Regions from separate parts of the Mus musculus genome. Here region 2 is linked to region 1. Evidence: chromatin loops called from intact Hi-C (ENCODE). Cell type or tissue: left cerebral cortex. All regions are shown on one strand.

Region 1 (8,000 bases):
AGTGTTTGTGTTTCCAGATATGGTCCTGGTCATAGTAAACCACTGTTGTTCGTGTTGTTGCCATTGTAGTTGCTCTCTGGTTTCCCTTGTAGTCTCTTATATTTAACTGCATGAGTTTGGAACAGAGTGACAGGGCAGAGGATGGGGGCAAGTTAGGAATTCTTCATTGCTTTTCTAGGCTCAAATGAGATCTTGATGAGGCTGTCCTCAGGTTCATATATAGAAGTCCTTGCATTTGATAATGTATAGATTCTTGAAGATATAGAATTTTAGTAAGGTCTACCCTGGTTTCCATTTATAATGGGCTCCTAGTTCTCAAAAGCCAAATGCTCCAAAGATCCTTGCTTTTATGGTCTACTAGTATATTTGCTGTGAGGAGGGTAGAAGAAAAAGACAGAAGAATTTCTGCCATCTTAGCTGTCTCCTCACTTAGAGTCACTGCTTTTTACCTGAAGGTGGTGGTTACAGAACAAACCTCTTCTTATGAGATGCTCACAGCTAAATGGAATAGAAATGGTTTACAACTAAAATATTGTTCTTCAGTCATGACTTATTCATTGGCTTTATTTTCTTCATTATTTTATTCCAGCTATTTGCCTATGTGTCCTAAGTGTTCATGTCCTAAAGTCCTGACATAATATTGTGATGACTCAGTTCATGTGAGCTATATGGCAGTAGTCTGGCTGAGTTATAGGCAATGTGTTTAGACCCATTCATTCTTACAAATACATCAGGAATAGTGAGGCTCAAGCAATCTGCATAAATTGTGACTGGGTCCCTGAATGTTAATCGAAGTCCTTTGCAGTACCCTGAACAAGATGTTTGGGATATGTTAGATCAAAGAGTTCTTTGAAGTTTGGAAGTGCATCCTCACATCCCTACTTGACATACTGGCTTCAGACTTGCATCACCAAGAAATAAAACCACTAAGTCCCCCAGAGCCGTCTAGCATAGGCTGACCACTATTAACTGTTCTCTTCCTTTGGTCATTAAAACAATAGATTTAAACTCTAGTTGATCTCTTTTAGTTCAGGAACTTCACTGAGGGCCAAATATTACCCATAATAGAGTTTTACTGGACCTTACACAGCCACTTGTGTTGCTGGTTCTATCCTAAACAGCATGTCCTCAACGGAAAAGTAAATACAGCAAACCCTTTGGTTTTTAAAATGTGGTGGGCTGTAACCATTTGATGATGTATTGAATAATTTGTTGATAAATGGGAGAAGTAAGATCTCGCTCAAGTGTATCATTTGAGCTTAACATTGTCTTTGGATCACTTTGTTTCCCCACAGGAGTTCAGGTTCATCATGTCCTTTAAGACAAACTACTCTTGCTTTTATTCATAGAATAAAAGCCGAGTGATTAACACCCATCAATGAAAATGAATAGGATGGATCTAAATTAAACTCTTAGCAGTTTAATGTGAAATGTATTCATAGTGATTTCCTATAGTTTTAAAAGATTTCAAAATTTCCAGTCAAATCCTCCTTCTTGTATAAAAGCCCAAAATACTATCTTTTGGGTTCATTTAAGTGATGGCAAATGACTACTTCATTGGCATATGTTGCACAAACATCTTTCCTGCTGTTCATGGGCTTAATTTTCTCATCACATACCTCAGCATAATGCTTCACAGGACCTATTTGAATAGCATGGCACAAGCTTCTTTGATTCCTTTCTTTTAAAAATTTAGTAATTTTAAATGATTCATGGCAGCATAAAATTGTACACATTTGGTGGGTGTGTGCACAGAAAAGTTGTGATGCATGTATACACTGTATAATGTTTAATTCAAGGTAAAAGAATCCTGGAACTTATTACACTACACCATTTTCATGAAGTAAGAATAACTAATATTCAGGGATAAAACTGCTAACTGATTGCAGTTATCTGTCCATATTAGTAAGTAGCATAAGAGATGGAGGTGAGAGAGCTTGTTTCAATATGTTCAGGGAAAGAACTATGTGAAGATTCCAAGCTCACATGCTGTATGAGAACATTAGCTGCTTTTCTGTATGCATTTAGAATGGAATTATCTGTAATTCCTTTTCTGGGGGGGGGGAATGCATGAGGGAATGTATTGTACATGGGAATTTAAACTTAGCATCCAATGTACATCCCTCATGATAACTCTGCTACTTAATGCAAAGTCTTAATAGATGCAGACTTTAATTATGTCAATTGTGTTAATGGAAAAATTTTGGTCCTGGTCTCAATGAATATCCTTCATAGTTTTATGCAATAAATGAAGCTACTTAAAAATAACAAGCCTCTTGACTTTGAACAACTCATTTTAAATGTGTGTGATGGTTTTCAACTTCAGCCTCATACAGTGATTACAATATGATTTTGTAACTGATGTTTGCTTTTGACCTCATAAGTAGCATATGCGTTTATGTACATGAACGTGTACAAGTAGGCATTGAGTCTTCCAAATGTGTCTTAATTCCAGTTAGTGTAAGTAATGGCAATATTGTTCATTTCTCCTAAAGCTAATTAACTTGTTTGTTTATTGTGTCTTGTGACAGGCTCTATAATCTCAAGCTGGCCTTGAATTCATAGTGTTCTTCTTGCTTCGCCCTCTTAAGTACTGGGGTGACAGGGTAGGAACCCCTATAGCCAGCTCTACGATTAAGCTTAGTAGGTAGTTAGCTGCTTAAATATGTGGCAATGAGGACATTCCTAATCACTTAAGTAGCCTCAGAAGAAAGTGTTAATAACATGGGCACATCACTATTCACTTCAAAGATTCTATTTATTACAAGAAAGATGTTATAATTTTAACAAAACTAGTATGCTGTTTTATTTCATTAAACTCATGGATATACAGAAAAAATTGTTTTAAAGCCATATTCTTCTGTTTCTTTGGTAGCAACTAGTGTTGTACTATAACCACCTTTAATCTGTATTGTCATGTAATATTAGAGTAATGAACAGCATCATATACACTTTGTTCCAACAAGTCAGCAATGAAATTTCTGGATGCTCGTAAGATGCTTTCCCATTACATAGGCCTATAGAATATGTGCACTTCACACAGGTGTTTGTTTTGCATTTTCTTAGCGTTAAAGCACACTGACATGATAGACCAAAAAAAAAAAGATGTCTTTTCTAGGTCCAGGCTCTTCTTCATTTCCTAATTTGGTGTATTTTCATCAATAGCTCCCCCCCCAAAAAAAAGAGTGTGATTGTTTTTGTAGTTTATTTTAGTGAGATGCAAATTAGAAGTGTTAGAGCTAATCAATGCCACCAAAATCATTCTTTTAAATAACCAGGACATGAACTCTTTAACAAGATTCACTCAGTTCTATTTATAGTTCCCCCGAGCTATGAACTATTCGTACACCCATGTTTCTGCATAATGACTTTTCAATGTGGTTTCAGTAATCATTCCAGAAGGCACAATCTCAAAATATCTATATGCATAAAGAATATATTTAAAATAAAGGCTAAATTGGCTGGCCATGCATTAAACCATTTGCCTGTGAAATCATTTTGTGAAATATCTCCAAACAGGAGACGCTCCAGCCGAGGGGACACAGCAAACAGGTTTTTTTCCCCTTTTCTCTTACCATATTGTATCGCCATGCCTTCTTTTGGAAGTAAATCTTCCTCCAAGTGTCCTCTTAGACGCGTCTTCCTTCCTCTTCTACGATGACAAGCCATTTTGAGAACATGAATTTCATTTAATCTACATGGGATTAGAAGAGATAGACTCACTCTCAAATGACTTGCCTTTAAATACTTAATAGCTAAAATGAGAGGCGCTGATGATTCTGTAAAGGAAGTATGTTAGCACCAGCGTCTCCCATTTTAGAGACAGACGAGTTCTGCAGAAAGGGAGATGAGCTTCCGTGGAAGGGTGCTGTTCTGAACGGAAGGTTCGCCTCCTTAGCTAAGGCTTTGGAGGAGGACATTTTACAAGCCGCATCCTGAGCTTTAGAATAAAAATGAATTCCTTTCTTAAGAGCTTTCCTTTCATGAGAGCATGTGTAGGCTCTTTTCACATAAATGAGTAATACTTGTATAATTAACCTGATCTTTTACAGGACAATATCATAACAAGTTTGTGGTATTGCTACCATCTTTCTATCTGTCTGAGTGTAAAGAGAATCCAGATCTACTTATCCATGTGTTCAGGACTCTAGCCACTGGGAAGAATCTTCAAGCTTCACACTCTTAATTTTAATTTTCCTTCATTTCCTTTCTCCAAATAATATTGCTTTCTTCAATCATTAGTCACGTTAGTTTAATAATAATTCTTTGTGCTCAATTGTATGGCTTTTTGTCTTAAATTTTATTATAAACGAGTCCTTGGAATTCATCTCTGACGCATGTTTACCAATAGAAAAGTATTCAATTAATTTAATTAATTCCAATTGCTCTTAAAATTATATTTTATATGCTAGCTTAGCTGCTCATATGCCTCTAGAAAATAACATGTGGTCCTATAAACTCAGCTGTTTTCTGGATGACGTTTTAAGCAATTTTCACTGTGGACTGAGGAGAAAGTCATTTATGCAGCAAGAATTTTAATGAAGACTGAGCACAACAAGCAAATACAGATTCACAATTTTGTTTGCTAATTTCTCACACTAGCATGAAATAATATTGTGTGTCCTATCTCTGCTATCTAAATGGGCCTATGTGTTTTAAAAGAATGCATGAGGCTAAACATTTAGGAGCTGAAAAACTTTGATTCAGAGGAGAGGCACATTTACAGCCTCTGGATGAAAATACCCGCTCACTGTCTTGTCCAGATAACAGAGTATTCATAGGCATCTCATCTGATAAACACACCTATTTTACTTATATAAGCACATGACATCATCGTTTAAGCCCGACCGATTTCTAAGCACTGCAGCTGTTACAAGTTATTTAGAAGTCTAATTTGAGCAGAATGTGTCACGCCAACTTTGCTCACACTAGCTCGCACAGGCAGTATTCACATTAAAACTTTCACCTCTATTAAATAGCAACAGTTCTTCAAAAAATTCCAACACTCTATGCTTAACGACTAAATAAAATATGTGTCTTTGAGGAGTAATGTGCCTGTTTTATTTTTATTCCTTGAGGCGAATCTTGTATTGAGTGGTGCAGCTTTGTTACCCTGCTGTCATTTTAATCGGTTCTCAAAGATGCATGTGGTGCTGGGTGGCTTGAGACTCCCTGCCTCAGTGCTTCACTCTTCCTGAGTCAAGGGGGAAACCTTGCTGACTTTGTTTTCGATAGAGGTCATACAGATATAGCCATCAATATTGAAACAGCATTTTCTCACACAAGCAGAAACTTTAATAGCGTCTACAAGGGTTTGCTCCTAAGGGAGGCTCAATTCAAAATGGCACAGACCATCTGTTGTTGTGGTGGGATTTTTAAGTTCCATTGTAGTGCTCTCTCTCTCTCTCTATCTCTCTCTCTCTCTCTCTCTCTCTCTCTCTCTCTCTCTCTCTCTCTCTCTCTCTCTCTCCCTCTCTCTAATCATCTCATAAAGTGACATTTTATAACCCATTGTTAGATTTCAGGTTGACTAGCTCATAAAAACATAGCAGGTCTTCAAGCCTACAGACAAGTACACAGTATCACCGGATCACTGAAAAAAATTCAAATTTGCACATTAGAGTCAAGTAGTTGATTATATTGTTTTTATAGTAGTTTCTAGAAGAAAACTATTGCCCTATCCTTGGAGAAATTTGGAACACAAGAAAGCTGTAGCAGGGCCCAGACTGGTGGCCATTGATGACTATTATATACACCTGAATATCCTGAGCTCAGAGGAATGCTAACTAAATTAATCATTGGGGACTGAGTCCTTAATAGGAGCTTAATATCCTGCTAGATGCCAGAGCTATAGATACAGTTTGTTCACTTTAAATCTGTGTCAATGAAACAATGTTTTTTATAGATGTTTTGCCAGTATATATGTCTATGCACCACATGTCTGTTGTCCATGAATGGCAGAAATGGCCATTTGATCTCCTGAAACTACAATTATAGAGAGTTGTGAGCTTCTGTGTGGGTACTAGGAATTGAGCCCAGGTTCACTGGGAGAGTTTCCAGTGCTCTTAACCACTGAGCCATCATCCCCTTTTAGTAAAAGAAAGAAAAATTATTTGGGATTGACTTAAATATTCTCCCAAACTCTCAGGCCAGATTTGGTAAAAAGGAAATTATTTCTTATGTACAGAGAATGTACATGCCTTTCGGAAGTAGAAATCATTGTGTTATTTTGTTTCATTGACACATAATAGGCTTAACGTTAACAAACTGTATTGACAGCTCTGGTATCTAGAAGGACATTAGGTTCCTATTAAGGACCCAGTCAATACCAGGAAGGGCTAAGGAGGGAAGGAAATGGAACAAGGATAGAGAAAGGGTGAATGGGAGTTGGAAAGATCAAGTCAGAGAAAGAGGAAAAGAGGAAGGAAAACTACAATGAAAAGCAAAATGTTCCAAAGCTCATTAAAAATTATTGAACCTACAGACTGACAACTCTAATAAAAGATGTTATGACATTTAATCCACAAACTAGTAGAAATGTATTAAAAACTGAATATCAGGGCGCTAGAGATATGACTCAGTGGTTAAGAGCATGGACGACTCTTCCAGAGGTCCTGAATTCAATTCCAGCAACCACATGGTGGCTCATAACCATCTGTCATGTGATCCTGATGCCCTCTTCTAGTGTGTCTGAAGACAGTGACAGTGTATTTATATACATAAAATAAATTAATCTCCAAAAAGTTGAATATCAACACTCTGGTAAGTTCTCTGAGAACTACCTACATCAGCTTCTGGACTTGTCATTCTTATTTTGAGTCTAGAATCCAGCTGGTTTTTAAGTCACATGATTTCAGCTGCTTCAAGATTGTGTCAACACAGTACTGCTGATGAATAGTACTCTTGGTAAAAGTGCAATGACGTCTGCAATAAGACTCTTCAGGCCACACTGAAGGTATCATGGCCACAGGTTGCTCTAAACTATTAATCATTAGCAAACATTTTTGGACTATGGCAATTTCGATATCTAAACTTCTCTTTTTAATCCACTTCAATTTATCTTTACAAGATTATGGCAAAGCATGTTAAACCAGACCATTTGAAGAATGACATGCACTTCTGCAATATGTTCCCTATTAAACATAACTTACATGTTCCCCTTGGTTTCAAAAGCAGGCACGAAGCTTAGAAATTATAGGTCACCTCAAGTATATAATGAGAGCAAGCAATCACAAAAGGCAGAAGCCAATGTATTGCTGCCTTTTATTTTGGCTCTGAATTGAGATAGGAATTCTTTCTATATATTAAAATCTAGATTAGGGCAGACTATTGCCTTATATCTTTTCCTATTGCTGTGATAAAATACCATGGCCATAGCAACTTATAGAAGAAGTTTACTTGAGCTATGATTCTAGACAGAAACTATGGCAACAAGTGGCATATGTGGTAGGAACCAGGAAGTTGGGACCTCACATGTTGAACTAAAAAAGTAAAATAGAAAACCGAGAAGCAATGGTGTGACCCTTTGACATTTGAAAGCCTGCTTACGATGACAAACTACATCCAACAAGATCATACCTCCTAAATCCCACAAGTAGAACCACCAACTGGGAGATAAGCATTTAACTCTCCATGACTATGGGACACTTTTTTATTGCTTTTGGGATTATAATATAATTACAACATTTCAGCCCGCCCTTCCCTACCTCCAAACCACTCCATATACTACCTTACTTTCCTTCAAATTCATCGCCTCTTTTCCCCACAATGTTATTGCATGCATATAGTTATGTGTATATATACATATCTTACTAAATATAACTTGCTCTTTTCATATAATGTTTCCTATTATGCATATTTTCAGGGCACATTTTTATTTAAATCATCATAACTATCTTTTAAACCCAGGTCCCTCCCCAAACCAATCTTTGTCTACCTTCATGAATTATAATAATAAATACTGAATGGAAGAGAGAAACCTTAAAGAGTATCAGTCCATA
Region 2 (8,000 bases), 110 kb after region 1:
AATTCTAAATACCTATTTGAGGCAAATAAACTTTGCACATCATTAAAAAGAGGAGTTGGAAATAGAGCGCCAAATCACTCCAGGACAGAAAGAGGTCTTCTTTTCAAATGAACCAACATAGGAACTAACGAAATAGATGTCCATCGTTTGGCTATGTTCTGCAGAGCATGTGCCATCCTGAGTCTCCTTCAAGACAAATATTTGAAAGCTTCTTTCAGAGGATCAAAGTTCTATCTTTTGATGAAATCAAGACCAGTTCTTTATTATCTGTGGCTCTGGGCCTGACCTGAGCTGATAAGTCATGATGTGGTTATTTAGTTGTTATTTATTAGTTATTTAGTTATGACTTGGTCACTTTGGTTTCTTTTCATCTTAATAAAAACACTATAAAAGCTATTTTCCCCAGGAACCAATTCTTGGTAGGATCCCCTTCCCAAACTCTTGGTTTCTAGAAAAATATTTTCTCAGATAAAATGAAGACCAATCTGTTTTTTTTCCTACATTATTTCAGAATTATATTGAAAAAACTGATCATATTTTGTAATTATATATTTTTCTGTTAGGGTAGAACATTGCTCAGTATGTCTAGTGAATCACAGCTAATTTAAGATTTATTTAAAATTCAAAGTTCATGAAGAAAAAAATTGATGAAAGCATTGCCAATTGAACTTAGAGTGTGTAGTATCTGGCTAAATGTATGGTGTTTCTAAGGTACTAAGAGAAAACTACCATTGGAACTACAATCATCGTTCACAGTAAACACGATTTTTCTCAAAGGCTGCTACACAGTGAAGATAAAATTGTGCTTGCAGGGTTTCTGCTTATAACTAAAACAAATATGTAACAAAGACTCTCACACTTTGTTTGCTCATATCGTGACACGTGGCATGTTTTTGTGTGAGGCATTTATAACTTCCACTGGTTAAAGCGTTCCACTGGGCATGAAATACACACACCTTGCAGCTTTGATGTTAAATATTAAATTGAAACATTGTTTTTAGAGACAAAGGGCTCAGTGTGCTTAGCATGCACAAGGCTCTGGGTTCAGTTCCTAATAACACACATTAGAAAACACACTTTCACAAAATCATCAACTTAGTTGATGGTCCAGGCCTTCTGATTTTATGAAACTATGAATATGAAATCATAGGGTTAAAAGTATAAATATATTATTTACTAATACCATGATAAATGCTATGTATCTGTGATATAATATAAAATTTACTAGTACAGTACATGTGAAGTGCTGTATAAAATAAAATATTTGATGTTCAATGTTTGATATATCATGTAATATTCATTATAATACATTTGAGATATTTAGAAATGTACACTAATGGAACCAACCCACAGCAACTACCCAGCCGTGCAGTAGTGATATAAAATACTTCACAATACATTCACAAATAGAAAATGCTATTAAATAATACCTTTCATTGAAGAAGTAAGAAGTGGCGACTGACTTCAAAAGTCCTCATCATTTCGGAATATCAGTGTCCCTCTGTCTTGCACTACATATCTATAGTAGAAGAAACTCAAATAACTCTAAAGAATATGTAAACTTTTGTGCGTTATACTCCCTAAAACACTAATGGCCTGGAATGATTGACAACTTAACAACGTTTCCATACCAGCTTTCTAGGTATTCTAAAGCAATTTTTTCTCCCTAGAAATATTTCCCAACCACGTCACAGAAGAAAACACATGATATGCACTCACTGGTAAGTGGATATTAGCCCAGAAGCTCAGAATCCTTTTTAGAAGGCAGAACAAAATACCCATGGAAGGAGTTAAAGAGACAAAGTTCGTAGCAGATACTGAAGGAACAACCATCCAGAGACTGCCCCACTTGTGGATCCTTCCCATAAACAACCACCAAACCCAGACACTATGGCAGATGCCAACAAGAGCCTGCTGACAGGAGCCTGATATAGCTGTCTCCCGGGGGCCTTTGTCAGTGCCCGGCAAATACAGAAGTGGATGCTCACAATCATCCATTGGATGGAGCACAAGGTCCCCAATGAAGGAGCTAGAGAAAGGACCCATGGAGTTGAAGGGGACTGAAGCCCCATAGGAGGAACAACAGTATGAACTAACCAGTACCCCCAGAGCTCCTTGTGACTAAACCACCAATCAAAGAAAACACATGGTGGGACTCATGGCTCTAGCTGTATATGTAGAAGAGGATGGCCTAGTCAGTTATCGATGGGAGGAGAGGCCCTTTGTCCTGTGAAGGTTCTATGCCCCAGTATAGGGGAATTCCAGGACTGGGAATGGAAGTGGGTGGGTTGGGGAGCAGGGGTATTGGGGGGTGATAAGGGATTTTTGAGGGGGAAATTAGGAAAGGGGATAACATTTGAAATGTAAATAAAGAAAATATCTAATAAAAAATAAAAAAGAAATATTTCCCTTGAGTTTTAGAAATAACTCAAAGTCACAATGACAACAATCTGCATGGTTCAAATATCTGCCATGTAATACAAAACTAGCACACAATTTTATGCTGTTTTCTGGGGAGGGGGGCAAGTGCACCCTGTCCCTGGATAGATCATATCACCACATCTAGAAAAGAAGTAGATAGAAACTAGCTCAACAACTTCACTGCACCCAAACCATTTGCTCTGAGTCATAGAATAACAGACCAAGTTGAAAAATGTATTCTCTAATCCGTTGAACCAGAACCGCATACCCAGAAGCTGGTTTGTGGCATAAAAGTAACCAAAAAGTTGATCTGCATCTCAGCTCACAGAGCTTAAGATATGACATGTCACAGAGTCTCTTAGCTTCTGTGATTGCTCGCTCCACATGCTGCCATTTACAGTGCATGCTATACAGTAAATCTATTTTCTGTCAAGATAGGCTGGGTTTTCACAGCTCTGCACGTGGCATCCAGTCACTCTTCTTGGCTCTTCTTGCTTATCATGGCGGAGTCTTGATTTTTTGGCTGATTGCCTCCAATATGTTCAATTTTGGATGATTTTTAGAGTAGGACTGTGAAATGAGGCCCTAGCGAAGTGAAAAATGTATAGGTTTCCTTATAGGGCTTGTGGGAATCAGCCTGCTTCAGAAGCATCATTTTGAAATTATAATAGTATCTCAAGCATTTGTGATACAGCTTTAGAGGGCAGGAAGGAAGCCCAGCAGCAGGGAAAGGATGGAAATGAATGAGTGACATTCAGAGTTTCTGCTGTTGCTGTCTACTGTGCAGCTATGTGCTTGCTTATTTATCTGGTACATGTCTCACTTTTCAGTTAGAATGTTTAATCAAAAAGTAATATTTATGGGCCATACTTGTGGTTCAGTGAAGAAAGGCATCTGTAGCCAAGCCTGAGAACTCAAGTTCCATCCTTGGGACCCATACTTTGGAAGAAGAAAGCTAACTTCTGGGAGTTGTTATGTGACTTCTTCATCTGTGTCACAGCATACCACACTACCCACATACACTTCTGTAACTCACACTTTTCCAAAACTGGTTAGTATCAAAAAATGCAAATTGTGGTCCATTGAAATGTGTCTTTCTCTGAATCCCAAATTAGCAATTTCATTCTAATTCCTTTTGCTATGTCAGCGTAGCTACTATATTTTTCAGTTCTCACCTTTAAAGTCCAGGGTCTCCTTTCACCATAATATAATTTTTCCTAATGAAACTTGTTATTTGTGGTTATTGGTGCAATGCCGACTATGTCATCTTTCTGAGATAGTAACCCAGGGCAAGATCCAAGGAATACTTCATAGAGCTTACCTGAGAGAACGCAGTACAACCTGGGGAAGCAGCAGTATCTAGGCCACTGTGGCATAATAGTTAAGTAACCAATAATTTAGTCAAAGTTTAAATAGAAAGGGGAGATCAGCTTGTCATATAGAAAAATTTTCTGAAAGATGACAGGGAATAGAAATGAAAGAAATAGTGTTTAATGTTCATCTCCCTTCTCCTTATTTTTTAATTTTTCTCTGACTCATATTTGAATGCTTGTGAGGATATGTTTCATACCAATACAGTTTTTTTCTTTCTCTTGAAATAGATGTACAAATAACATCCAAGTACTACAAAAATGACACTGGTATGAATGGCAGAAATTACATTGTAAGAAAGTTCAAGCTAAGTAGGAGCTAGAGAATGTAAACTTCATTCCAAATGCAGATGGCAAAGAAGACTTTGATTGGGGAAACAGTTAATAAGAGCAGGTCATATTGTGATGGAGAGAGGAGCACAGTCTTGCTTGAGTCCACTAATTTCCTATCCGAGCAGCTAAAGGGTAGAAGTAGAGCATCTCTAATGATCTGTCTTCAAAGTAGTCAGCCCACATGGTTATGAATTCCCCATGCAAAGATAGAATGGAATTATAGAGTCAGCCCCTGCTCCTTCTCCCTCTATGTCTTCCTTCATCCTTCCTCTCTTCTTTCCTCCTTTCATGCTTCCTCTTCCCTCCTTCCTCCTTTCATGCTTCCTCTTCCCTCCTTCCTCCTTTCATGCTTCCTCTTCCCTCCTTCCTCCTTTCATGCTTCCTCTTCCCTCCTTCCTCCTTTCATGCTTCCTCTTCCCTCCTTCCTCCTTTCATGCTTCCTCTTCCCTCCTTCCTCCTTTCATACTTCCTCTTCCCTCCTTCCTCCTTTCATGCTTCCTCTTCCCTCCTTCCTCCTTTCATGCTTCCCTCCTCTCCTCTTCCCTCCTTCCTCCTTTCATGCTTCCCTCCTCTCCTCTTCCCTCCTTCCTCCTTTCATGCTTCCTCTTCCCTCCTTCCTCCTTTCATGCTTCCTCTTCCCTCCTTCCTCCTTTCATGCTTCCTCTTCCCTCCTTCCTCCTTTCATGCTTCCTCTTCCCTCCTTCCTCCTTTCATGCTTCCCTCCTCTCCTCTTCCCTCCTTCCTCCTTTCATGCTTCCCTCCTCTCCTCTTTCCTCCTTCCTCCTTTCATGCTTCCCTCCTCTCCTCTTTCCTCCTTCCTCCTTTCATGCTTCCCTCCTCTCCTCTTTCCTCCTTGTGATTCATCAAGAAATTTGGTTTTACAAAAATCTATGGAGATGGCTACAGGCAGAAGAACAAGCTGACTTAGAGATTTCATTAAAATCTGTGAAACTGGAAAAAAAAGGCTTTAAAGGATATGTTTGTCAATCACTCAGTAATTGAGAAGTAGGAAGTGCGGCTGTGGAGTATTATATATGCAGCCATTCAATTAACTCAGTTCCCTGAGTCCAAGAAAAACAGAGAATGAGACAAGTGAAAAAGTGCCATTTTGGATCATCTGGATAATTAATTTAGACTTCTAATTTGCAAACTACTCTAGTGATTGTGGCAATAAATGTCGTAGCTGTGTTCACCTACTGTGTGTCGGCCACCTTGCTGGTGTTCGACATATTGTTACCTAAGCAGTGCACATTGCGCCTCAGATCCAGTTTACAGATGAGTCAGTACTGCACTTATCCAACAGATCTTTATGGAATAACTACGGTGTGAGGGTTGCTGCTGAGTATTGAAGTCATGGTGATTATGCAAATGCATATAACCATGCTGTCCTGCTCAATCCCTCCCACACCCACTTCTAAGCGATGCCCAGGCATCTGGGCGGGTCAGTAACATGCCACTGCAGCCCAGTCTGGATGGCCAAAGCTGTTTTGCCTAACGTGCAAACAGCCTTACTACATAGTGGAATTATGAATGAAATAGGAAGATTAGAAAGAAACGCCAAGATAGATGTAAGCATGAGATAATTCTCAGTGTGTCTGAGGGGTGTAGCATAAAACATAGGACACAGTGTCTTTGCACTGTTTGGTCACATCTACACCATTCACCTTAATGATCACAACTAGGGTGTGTACACTGAAAGAAACAAGAGAGACTTCAGAGAAACTCACCTACACAGTACTGTCCATCCTCATTTCTTTCCAGCCTGCTGATGCAAAGCCTAATATGTACTGCGTCTATATGCTTGCGGAGTCATTCTGTTTAATTTTCAAACCCTATCTTCTCTTGGACAATTCATTCCTTTATGTTGAGGACCATACAGTTTTGGTGTATAAAGACAACAGCTTAGAATATGCAGCAAACAATACCCAAGAACAGGACAAAACTAATGATGCAGGATGTAAGAAACTGATTATGATGGGTACAAAGAGACTGGATTGGCAGAGGTGACTTACAGCCTGAATTTTATGGTGATCACAAGACAATACATTTGTTAAAAAAAGGTTAAAATGTATACTTAAATTTGTTAAACTTTGTACTATGTATAGTATTTCTGTCTATGATGCCGGCAGAGAGTTGTGTACTTGAGTTTTAATACTAGTTTAAAAAATGAAGTGATATTCTATTTCTAATTTGTTAAAAAATTATATATACATATATAATATAAATACATAGTTATGCACATGTATAATATATGTAGCATAGTGTATATGCACATACATACATACATATATAGCATCTAAACACATTTACATGTCTATATAATTTTAAACAAGTATAAAGTGGTAAAATCATTATATGTCTTCTATTATACTGGAAGCAGATTATGATTAATAATAATGTATTTTACATTCCAAAATAGCCAGAGAAGGACTTGTATATGTCTACATATGTCAATACATAAAACATTTCTGAATCTTAAAATTATATCTGAGGAATATAGCATACAATTGAAAGAGTGAAATATATAAAACCATAAGTTAATGGAACTTGAGAAAAAGATTAACCATTATATTTCATGTGAATTCTAATTCAATTTAAATTATTCTTCAAAATAATCAATACTTTTCTGCAGTGAGCAGAATTATTAACATATTCTTACTGAACTGGCCTCTAAAATAGGTCAACTGTTATCAGTTATTACTCATTAAAATATTAATACATCTTTAAGATAAGAGCTAATAATTAAGTGAGACTACAATATAAAGTTTGGGAATGCTTTAAGGGAAAGACCACAGTGTTATGTGCTATGAGAGATAAAAGCAGAAGGGTCAGTTTGCTTAAAGATGCAGGGTTATCTTCATTATTGTCTGTTTATTCCATAAAACTGAATTGTGTAGGAAAAGAAGGTTATAAGTCAGAGGTTCTGTTGGAACCAATTTAGTTTTGCTTTGGGGGCTTAGCAAACTTGGATGTTCTGATCTTGGATAGTGCTGGTAGCCCCTAAAGAGGCTGTTTCCTTCTATTACTAAGGTCCCCGAGACAAACAAGGCTCACTGATGAGATCCTGAAGCCGCAGGCATACGTGTCCTTATTGGATTTTATTAAAAACAAAAATGATTATCATGTTTATTTTAAAAGCATGTCTACATTTTCTATAAAGACCTAGGAATGAGCCTACTTTTGCCTGAGCACAGGCTGATGGTGTGGAGACCTGGGGTTCAGACTGTAACATTGCTGCTGGGAATGGGTCTCAGAAGCGAGTCATGGACTGTGAAACAGAGCAAGGTACTACTGTGTGAACTGACAAAGAAAAAGCAGTGTAGGGTAAAAACATTGACATGTTCAGTTAAAAATAATCCTTCAAAAGGCCAAAGTTAACAGTTAAAACTGTTTTTTTAATCTAGAAATTGGCAAAAGATTTATCTAAAATGTTTATATTTTTGCCACCCCATAAATCAAAATTAGTTTTCCATTAAAAAAGTTGGATCAGAGATGACAATCTTCTTGCCAATTTTTAGCTAAATGCAAATGGAAACATCTGAGATTTTAAACTGAAAACTGAAGTTTATAGATACATAGTAAAACTACTGCCTGCGAGTGTTATATTGTGAGATACGAATAGCATATGCAGTGGTGAATTAACAGTCATTTCAGATACAGAAAACAATTAATTTTCTTTTAGGAAGTCCATAATCCCAACCCCAAAACCTATGTTGGTTTTAATGCCTGGGCCCTTTAATGTTGACAGGGACAGTTTGTATCGTCTGTTTATTCTTCGAGTTTCACTGAAACTCCTTCAGGGTCCATAGACAAAGCCATTTCCTTCTGATCTGCCCTCCTATCACCTTGCCATCTTACTGTTGTACTTGGGAATGT

Evidence for each region. Hi-C counts contacts between places; a loop is a spot of excess contacts. Peaks named below come from ENCODE experiments on the same cell type or tissue, not always from the same donor. Only the 100,000 strongest peaks of a DNase experiment are listed, where the experiment ranks them.
Region 2: a loop joins it to region 1, with 2.3 times the contacts of the local background. A loop is called at or near these places in 2 of 42 quality-filtered maps.

The regions. Positions count from the first base shown.
Region 1 is chr1:56,126,285-56,134,284 of GRCm38, forward strand. No RefSeq gene overlaps it. Among named protein-coding and RNA genes, the nearest start is that of 1700003I22Rik, 110 kb to the left of the region's middle. In left cerebral cortex, no CTCF peak of the experiment used is centred here; DNase peaks (open chromatin) are centred at 3,701 and 4,870; H3K4me3 peaks cover 553 bases; H3K27ac peaks cover 1,970 bases.
Region 2 is chr1:56,237,047-56,245,046 of GRCm38, forward strand. No RefSeq gene overlaps it. Among named protein-coding and RNA genes, the nearest start is that of 1700003I22Rik, 220 kb to the left of the region's middle. In left cerebral cortex, no CTCF peak of the experiment used is centred here; DNase peaks (open chromatin) are centred at 3,356, 5,470, 7,274 and 7,842; H3K27ac peaks cover 1,462 bases.